Linked DNA regions of Homo sapiens: region 1 is linked to region 2. A link is a contact called in ENCODE Hi-C or POLR2A ChIA-PET data. All regions are on one chromosome and are shown on one strand. The core of a region is the stretch at or near the end of the contact, and the rest is flanking DNA. Distances in the headings are between cores, read along the strand shown. Region 1 overlaps EPS8 (EGFR pathway substrate 8, signaling adaptor). Region 2 overlaps EPS8 (EGFR pathway substrate 8, signaling adaptor).

Region 1 (4,666 bases), core at 1,399-3,898, 40 kb before region 2:
AATAGACCTTGTGTGCTATTGTAGATATTCTTATTTATATGTAAAGGAGGGCATGCCATTTGTATCTCTTTTTTTTTTAGTTATATGGGAGATGCAATTATTTTCTGAGGGGAGTGAAGGAAAAGAAGGGCTATATTATAATTTGAGGACATAGTTATTATGGGAGACTCTCTTAAGGAACCAACAAGAAAGGAAGTATAGATGAGCAGCGGTTAGAAACTAGTCGATACTGATAACAATGTATAGTGGTCCTAATAGGTTCGTAATTCTCTTAAAAGGAAAACAGGAAGCAAATACAGAGAAGATTGAGTAGTCATATGCCAGGGTAAAGAGAAGGCCCCTGCCCTCAAAGAGTTCATAGTTTTATTTACAAACTAGAATTATCTATCTTAAAGTCCCATCGTTTTTAAGCTGCCTGCAGACAATTATAGTCTAGTTCTAGTGTATCTTGTTGAATCTTTATTTTTCAGAATTGTCTTCAAGTACCTAGCTCCATGCTTACAGTTTATACTCCCCAATATAGGTTAAATTAAACTGGATGGAATCAAGTGCTAAAAAAAAAGTCATGCTTTTATTCTTCCAGTGATGGACAGCAGAAGTTTTAGAGTAATCAAGATCTGAATTTGAAACCTGGCTCTGCCACTTAACTTATGTGGTCTTGGGCAAGTACCAAACTCTGAGCTTTTATTTCTTCTGTTGTAAAATCATGATTATCATACCTATTTCATAAGTTAGCTGAATGGGTAAATGACTCTGTGTGTGTGTGTGTATTACAAAAGTGTTTATCAAATAACTGTAATTATCAATATGGTTATCAAAACTAAGGAAAAGTTGAGATGCCCCAAAGTTATAGAGATGGGAGTTGATATAATGGAGAGGGTTCCAGGTGACGATGGACTTCAGAAGCTACACAGGTGAATTTACAGTGTTGTGATAGCCAGTACGGAGCCATTTTAGGTTCTTGATCCCTAGAAGTGTATTGTGAATAGTTAAATCAAAATGTATTTAAACAGGATTAATCGAGAGATACTATTCAAGAGGTGTGTGGGGAGGTACAGACCTTGAGAGTTAATCATACCTATGTAAACATTAATGAAGGCACTGTACATATCAAAATAAACTGTATTCCTGCTTATAAAAAGTACCTCAACATATTTAGACAGATTGAAATCATACACGCATTCTGTGAACACAGTGGAGTCAAACTAGAAATCAATAACAGAAAGATAAGTAAATCTCCAACATTGAGAAGATAACACAACACACTTCTAAATAATCCATAGGATAAAGAGAAAATTTCAAGGGAGATAAAAAATACACTGACTAAATGAAAATGAGAACAGAATATATCAAAATTTGTGGGACACAACTAAAGAAATTAAAAACTAACAGAAATGCAGAATGCCTTTGATTCCTTTGATGCCATCAGTAGATTGGAGAGGGCTAATGAAAGAATCGGTGAGCTTGGAGGTAGGGCAATAGAAACTTCCCTAACCGAAGCCATAAGAAGAAGGAAAAAACTGAAACAGAATATTTAAGAATTGTGAGACAATTACAAAAGGTGTAACATATGCAGAATGGGAATGCCATGAGGAGAAGAAAGAGAGAAAGGATCAAAAGAAATATTTGAAATAATAATGACTGAGAATTTTCCAAAATTAATGACAGACATCAAACCACAAATGTTGGAAGCTCAAAATTAATGAGAGACGCCAAGCTCAGGACAAACACCAAAAAATCTACAGACAGGCATATCTTATTCAAATTGCAGAAATTCAAAGACAATGGGAAGATTTTGACAGGTCGGGGGGTGACTTCACCTTACCTTTAGGGGATTAAGGGTAAGAATTACATCGGACATCTCTTCAAAAACTATGTAAGCAAGAAGAGAGTAGAATGAAGTATGTAAAGTATTGGAAAACAGAAACAAAAATCACTTAGAATTCAGTATCCAGTAAAATTATCCTTCAAAAGTGAAGGAGGAGTAAAGACTTTCTCAGACAAAAGAACTGGGAATTTGCTGCCAGCACAGTGCCTTACAAGAAATGTTTTTAAAAAAGATGGATTTACAAATATTTTCTGCTAGTCTGTGGCTTGTCTTTTCATTTTCTTAACAGTGTCCTTTAGCCCATTTTTATTGGCTTGAATATTTTGCTACCAAAGTTTGATATTAACATATATTGTGCTTTAAATATTTCTAGAAATAGCATCTCTGCAACAAACATTTTCAGTTTAAACTTATTGAAAGTCTCAGGAATGGAGTGTTGTTTTGTGTTCAAGTAAGTCACAAAGCATAAATATTTCACTGAAATGTAAATAGTAAAATCTGTGATTTTAGGCCTTGTATTTTCATGTAAAAGATATATGCTATCCTCACATAAATATGGTGGTATTAGGAGCAATGCCTGACTCTTCAAATTCTATTAATGACTCAGCACCCGGGAGAGTGTTCCTTATTATTGTTGCTGTGTTTGTGTAACATTCTCTAAGGTTCTTTGTAGTGAGGAACAGATGACCCTTCCATGAGTCGGGATCCAGTGTTCTTAAAAGGGCCACTGCTGTAGTTTCTTTAAGCTTCATCTTGGATTGTTATTAGCATGGCAAGGACACTGGATAAGTTATATACACACATACACCCACAAGGCACCCCCCCTGGTTTGAAAATGGAATCTATGAATTGGCTTCCGTGCCTGCTTTTATTGCCATGGTGATGAATAATCTGCTGAGTTTTATGGTTGGCATGATTCTTCTGGATTAGGTCACTTGTGTTTTCTTTCTATAATACCAGTCGACTACGCTTTTGGTAACAGTTAAAGTTCCATCACTAAAAAGCTAGTAGGTAGAATGCAAAACTAATGATTTAGTAGAATTAGCTACATCAATGCTTTTTAATCTGTTGATTATTCCCTTTCAGTGCTAAGTAGCAGGGGCTTACTCATTTCACAGGGCTTTAAATCTTTCCATTGCAGTCAGACCTGGTAGGGAATTATTCTATGCTGCAGTTATAAGTTTTTCATCATTTATTAAAGCATTATGGGAGAACCATCTTGATAAAAGCATCTTAGTAAAGGAAACTAGACTTATTTATTTTATTTTATTTTTTTTGGGGATGGAGTCTCGCTCTGTCGCCCAGGCTGGAGTGCAGTGGCACAACCTTGGCTCACTGCAACCTCCACCTCCCAGGTTCGAGTGATTCTCCTGCCTCAGCCTCCTGAGTAGCTGGGATTACAGGCACGCGCCACCACGCCCGGCTAATTTTTGTATTTTTAGTAGAGACGGGGTTTCACCGTGTTGGTCAGGCTGGTCTCGAACTCCTGACCTCGTGATCCGCCCACCTCGGCCTCCCAAGGTGCTGGAATTACAGGCGTGAGCCACTGTGCCCAGCCTTATTCTTTATTTTAATGAGTCAGAATTTTAAATACCTTGCTTTACTGTATTTACAAAAGTTGTAGCAATGGGTCAGTTGTCTTAAGTTAAATTTATTAGTATCTACCAACATTAAAGGAAATATTAAAGTGTTTCAATTATGTTTAAAATAAAACACAAGAATGAGGAGTGATGGACACAAGTAAAACAATGAATTTGGGATGATAAAATGAGTTGTTGATTTAGAAATATATACTATATGCCAAATGGTCAGATCTACTTGGGGATATAGTGAGAGTTAATCTACTTCGAATCGTTGCTTCTAAAGCAAACCCAGTTGTGTAAAGTCCTACGTATAAAGGTAGATATTAAATCCACGAGGGAAGTAATCAGAACCCCAGGTGCCCAGGCTTTGTAAAAAATTTAAACAGTAAAAACGTAGTCACTTGTACTTAACTTAGATTTAACTAAACAAATTCATAAAATTTCCTGAGTGGAATGATGGTTTCAGAGAGCTAGTGAGTTTCAGACCTTGAAAAAATACCACTCACTGAACTGTAGTCATTCTTAACTGTTTAACAATTGAAATCTAAGTTGTCATATGTTTAAATTAGTACAGTTCTGGTTATGCTGTGTCTTTTCCAACTCATAACTTTCAGTAATGAAAATAGCTTTCTATTTAATTAGCCTGAATTAAATTTTCCTCTCTCTTCCTTCTACATCACTAATGAAAGTGGAGTAATCATTTCTGCTTCAAGGATGACTATATGATTTCATTTATCCCTAATATAGTACACACTACATAGTAGGCACTCGGTAAATCTTTATTCATTCTTTCAGGAGGCAAAGCAGGAACAGATTAACTAATTACCAGCTCAGACCAAGTTAAGAAAAATAAAGCTACAGATTGTCATTTCAAAATTTGCCTCTTTTTGCTGTCTCACTATTTTAAGGAGTGCCCACTATATCACTAATATCTCTGGCAAGAAAGCATTCCATGTGTATGTATGTAAGTGTGTATCTTCATTTTTTGCTGTCACCACACAGACATCAGGCTTTTTCACAAAATCTGACCCCCTCCCTTGACCATTTTTTATAACTACCTGGCATGTATCACTACAGAGCTTTTGTTCTGGTCCTTCTACTTGGACTTTGGCAGATATTTGAACTCTTCTGAGCCAGTGCTTTCCTCTTCAGGGATTTGTTTTTAAGATTTTCTTCCTTGCCAACCACAGAGACTGAATTTTATATCCCACAGATGAGTCTGAGATTTCCAGCCCCCTCCGTAAATCCCATCACT
Region 2 (5,390 bases), core at 1,017-3,516:
CCTGCTTAGTCGTGAACTTTTCATAGACATAAAGTTATACATTTTGCTCTTGATACAGTCTGATACCTAGAAAAGTATACAACGTATTCTGTTAGAAAGCAATTACATTCCCCCATATAATCATTCTGCTGGCCATTGGATCTGTAAAACCATGTATTACTAAAATAGAGCAGACAAATTGAAACAATGGATAATCCTTGATAAGATATAATACCTCTGTGTTCCCTTATCAAAACAATCAATGTTAGAATATTATGGCAGGCAGGAAGAGAGGAAGTTGAGATAAGAAATAGTGACTATCAATAAAATATATGAGAAGTAGTTTGGGGGTAGTGTAAGTATGTGCATTATAATACACTAGAAAGATTTAGTTAACCTTTAAAAAAATAGAATTCTTATGCTTTTTAAAGAGTCCCATGTGGTTTAACAATTAAGTTTTTACTTGTAGTAATATTCGGGAGATGTATTTATGATTTAGAGAAGTGGGATGAATCAGTACAGCAGTTGCCTAAAGATACCATTTTCCACTTCGTATGTTGTAAGCATTTATAAAGATATATTGTACACTTTAGAAAAGATTGATCCTCTTAAGGAGCTATACGGAAATGCAGTGAGTCACCTGCAGTATTTTGTTTGCTGCTTAATGTCCTTTGCTCTAGGTGATGCAGAGGAAGGTAATCATGTGGTGACAGGGTGGTTAAATATTAAAATATTATATCTCATCCTTGGGTTACAGCTCTTCTTGCTGTACCTGTAATGTTTTATGATTTACTATTTTTAGATGCCATTTAATACACCAGAATGAAATTTGAATTCAGGCGTTTCAGTCTCATTAAAGATGATATTACCAATGTTTCTCTTCTCCTGGTCCACCTCCTTCCCCAACTCCCAGCCTCTGCTAACTACCATCCTACTTTCTACTTCCGTGAATCCAACTTTTTTAGAGTCTGCGTATAAGTGAAATCTCTGTGCCTGGCTTATTTCACTTAACAATGGGTACACAGTTTCAGTTAGGAGAAATAAGTTCTGGTGACCAATTGCACAGCACAGTGACTATAGTTAATACTAATGTTTTGCGTATTTCAAAATAGCTAACAGAGAGGGTTTTAAATGTTCTTACCACAAAGAAATGATAAATATTTGAGGTGTTGGATATGCTAATTAGCCTGATTTAATCATTTCATAGTTATACATGTATCAAAGCACTACATTGTACACTATAAATATATACAATTATTATTTGTCAATTAAAAACAAAACAAAACTTTTAAAAAAGATGTTTTTAGAGTATGTTTTTCCATCTTCCCACCCAGCTGGTTTATGTCAGGCCCTGGTAGGTCTTTTTCTGTTTGCTTTTGTAAAGTATGTTGAGCTGTACTAATTTAGCATGTGGTGCTGTTATGGAAAAAGGATATTTAGCATTAAAAATATATTTAATCCTAGTTTTCTCAGTAAATACTCTTCCTTTCCAAAAACTAGCATTTTTAATACCTTATTTTAAGAAGAGTTGATTAGAATAAAGAATATAATTGCACATCCGAGCAAATAAAACTGAAAACTTTTGGCAAGCACACAGTGGTCAAACTATCACACAATGGTGTAACTTACTGAAAAAAAAAAAGGGATATAAGTCAGTCAGATCAGAGTTTGAGTTCTGCTTCTAATTTTAGCTTCTTCTGTTACTGAAACAAGAAAAGTTCCTTTGTCCCCCTCGCAGGGCATGCAATGTCGGTGTGGCTTGTTTCTTCAGTGCCCCGCTGCTCAGACCTCTAGGGGAGCATGCAGACTGGCAGGCTGTGAGGTTCCAATCCCACAGCAGTGTCTAGGAGTGAATGTTTACAGATGAAGCCCCCGTGGGCGAGTGTTACAGGGTGCTCTTTTAGTTTTGCTGTCTATAGACAGCTTGTGTTAACCAGCTCAATTAGATCCTCTACCTTATTGCAAGGACAGGGGGTTTTCTGTATCCTGGGGTTATTGCCTTGGCGTATGGGAAGAATCGGATCACACGTGGGCTTAGAGAATGAGTGCAGGGTTTTATTGAGTGGAGGTAGCTCTCAGCAGATGGGGGAGCCACAAGGGAGAATGGTTTTCCCCTGGAGTCCGGCTGCCCCTGCTAAACTCCAAATTCCGCGTCATTCTGCTGGTTAGTGGCCTGCAGCATGCTAGTGCCTGTTGGTGTGTTCCTCTGCCGATGTGCCCCTCTCAATGTCCAGCTGCTTATGTGCCTGCCTGCTAGGTTCTCAGGGTGTTTATAGGCACAAAATGGGGGCGTGGCAAGCCAGGCTGGTCTTGGGAAATGCAACATTTGGGCAGGAAAACAAAAATGCCTGTCCTCATCTAGGTCCATGGGGGTGGAGCCCTAACCAGTGACCCCGCCTTCCTCTACCCAGCACTTCCTTTCCCCACTTCTGTATTATTTAAAGGGACCACTCCCTTCCCTTCCGTATCATTACCACTTAGGCAAATGACTTAACCGCCTTGAGGCTGTCATCTCACCCATAAAATAGAGCCAATAACTAGCTGATAATGTTGTTTTAAGGATAAAGTGAGGTGATATTTGTAAAATGTCTTATGAACTGGGGGCTCATTAAATGTTTTCTTTCCCTTTCTCCTTTGTGTTCACTTCTGCCTATGATTTTACCTTAGATGCAAATAAGACATTACTTTTCAGTCATTCATGGTACTATGTGATTTTATTAAGCTTCAAAATACCACACAAATGGCAGTCTGTTTGTTTCAATTTCTTCATCTATAAAATGAGAATGAAGAATAGTACTTCCTTCAAAAACTAATGTCAAGATTAAGACAATAGAATGCATTTAGCATGATACCTGATGCAGAGTTAAAACTCAATAAATAGAAGTGATTCTTTTTAAAATTAGCATAGTTTCCCAAGTCAGTAAAATATCAAAACATTTTGAACTGAGATATTAGTAATTTCCATGTATAGTATAGCATCCAGTAGTACATGTGTGCTGATGATGTCATCATAGCAACTCAGGGAATAGACAAGAACTGGAGGGAAATATAATAGTAGTATTAGAATATGTCTATGCCTCTTTTCTTTATTAGCCCTTCCTATGAACACCATCACAATAGCAAACATAATTAGTGCTAAAGTAGTTCTTTCTAAAGTTGCATATTAAATTTTGTTATAAGTAGTTTTCTTCAGCCACTTGTTAACCAAACAACATTCTGATTTGATCATAGACTTTTCCCAAAATTATGTTCTGATTTATAAACAGCTTAAGAATTTTGTCATAAAGAAAGAGGAACTAAGTTAACTATTTTAAGTGATTTTATTGTGTTGACTTAAAGGCATAAAACTACTCCATTTACATTGATACTGGTGTTGAGAAAATACTGTTCTTCTATATGGTCTAGAAATTGTGATACCTTCACAGGCATTAACCACATTATTGTTACAAGAACTTAATATCCTTATTAGTTTTTTGAGTTTATTCACACATAAAAATTCTTTGTTAATTGATATTTGAAAAAATAGCATAGAAAAATACATGGTGCCGTCTTTACCAATGGTACTGGAAAGAGATATTAAAACGTGATTGCTCTAGAAGACATTGCAGGAGACAAAATGTGTGATGATTTAAGAGGTTTAAAGAAGATTTTTTTTTTAATGTTTGAAACAAAATCATTGTTAGACAATGTCACAAAGTATTGGTGGAAATTAAGTTTCACTGATCTTTTAGTGAAAATCCTAAGTAATGATAATACCCCCTCCCACTTGGTTGTAACTTAGACTGGGAGACATAAATTAAATTAAATTGAAACCTAGACATAGATGTTTCAATATCATATCCAAACACACAAAAACACACTTCTGTAGATAAAAAAATCTGTGATATTTTCTGAGAACACAAGTCATTTGAAGGACAGTTAAATATGCAGAGAGTTACTAATTATGTGGCAGCAAGATTGGGTAAGTAGTTTTCTAATATTGAGTCATGACTACATACTCATCTACCAATTTGAAAATTGATATGAGATGCAAGCAAGAGTAAAGAAAAGGAATCTAAAACTTATATTTGAGGATCTTAAAACCTTCTGATACAAATTTAATTTGCTGAGTTAACCTTATAGCCTTGTTTATTTCTTCTTAGTCATTTTTTATATATTCCATTTCCTTTCTTTTTGAAAATTATAGTGTGTTACATTTTTCATTCGCTTAACTTAGATCTTAAATTTATCATTTGTATCCTTCTAATTGCCAAAGAATTTTATTTTCTGTAGAAAATAAAGATAAAATTATAGTAACTACGACTTACTAAAAGTGTTTTCATAAGGAAATTGATGCTGTTACTTAAAATCAAATATAGCTGACCCTTGAGCAAATGCAGGGATTGGGGTGCTGACCCCCACTCAGTCAAAAATCTGTGTATAACTTTGACTCCTCTAAAACATATACTAATAGCCTACTGTCTACCTAAGATCATATAAATAGTTGATTAACGTATTTTGTATATGTATTATATATTCTAAAATAAAGTAAGCTAGAGAAAATACTTAAGAAGGAGAAAATATGTTCACTATTCATGAAATAGAAGTGGATCATCATGAAGGTCTTCATCCTTGTCTTCATGTTGAGTAGGCTGAGGGAGAAGAAGTGGAGGGGTCGGTTTTGCTGTCTCTGGGTGGCAGAGGTGGAAGAAAATTTGCTTGTAAGTGGACTCTGCAGTTCACCCTCCTCTTGTTCAGGAGCCAACTGTAGGTGGTAGCTATTATGATGGCTTTAGTGTATACTTTCAGCAGAATTATGTAGTTAGTGTGATTAACTGCATTTGTGAGTCATTAAACTTAAAAGCGATTAAAAAAACCTTTGTCTCTTTAGTTTTTAGGTTGCTTTAACAGTTTATAAAAATAAAAACACTTAATTTTTCAGTTAGAGTTGATCATTATTTTAAATTGTGTATATGGGTATAAACTGGGTATGTCTTAAAAGCCTAATGGAAAAAAAGACAAACATTTGTAATTGTTTCCTCCGCATGGTATACACTGCAATCGCTCAAATTGGGTATTTGAAAGCCTCCATATTTGCCACATGAGCCGCCGTGATAAGTGAAACTGTGATTGCCAAATGACAAAAAGTTTCTATATTTAAAATTCAATTTAGCAAATTGCCATTTTCTATCCCCTTTTCTAATGTTCTCTTATTCTAACAGATCACTATTTTAAAACAAAAGAGAGACCATGCATTTATTTGATTGTCATGAAGAATTAAACATGAAAAGATGAGATGCTGTGGCTATCACTTTTCATTAAAACCAGCTGCTGTGGTTTTAAAACGCAAACCAGATCAAAATCAGCACAAACCCTGGGGGTTTAATTTATATACTGAATGAACCAGCTTGCTTTGAAAGAACACTTCTTTT

The links. A loop is a pair of places that touch in the nucleus more often than their neighbours do. ChIA-PET counts read pairs that join two places held with the same protein, here RNA polymerase II (POLR2A). Pooled maps may share reads with other maps.
Region 1: a map of heart right ventricle shows a loop between it and region 2 (2.3-fold over the local background). The contact joins two enhancer-like sites. A Hi-C loop is called at or near these places in 2 of 168 maps with a recorded cell type or tissue (PC-9 and heart right ventricle) and 1 of 50 pooled maps. POLR2A ChIA-PET finds 5 or more read pairs at or near these places in 8 of 52 experiments (GM12878, HCT116, MCF 10A and 4 more).

The regions. Positions count from the first base shown.
Region 1 is chr12:15,726,298-15,730,963 of GRCh38, reverse strand. The region is part of intron 1 of EPS8 (EGFR pathway substrate 8, signaling adaptor); the gene reads left to right. Among named protein-coding and RNA genes, the nearest start is that of EPS8, 61 kb to the left of the region's middle. Within about 2 kb of position 2,648, at least 5 of the 41 ENCODE cell types and tissues checked have a DNase peak (open chromatin) inside an H3K27ac peak, as active enhancers do; they include HCT116, where a contact is called at or near this core.
Region 2 is chr12:15,685,367-15,690,756 of GRCh38, reverse strand. All of the region lies in intron 1 of EPS8 (EGFR pathway substrate 8, signaling adaptor), which reads left to right. Among named protein-coding and RNA genes, the nearest start is that of EPS8, 100 kb to the left of the region's middle. Within about 2 kb of position 2,266, at least 20 of the 41 ENCODE cell types and tissues checked have a DNase peak (open chromatin) inside an H3K27ac peak, as active enhancers do; they include HCT116, where a contact is called at or near this core.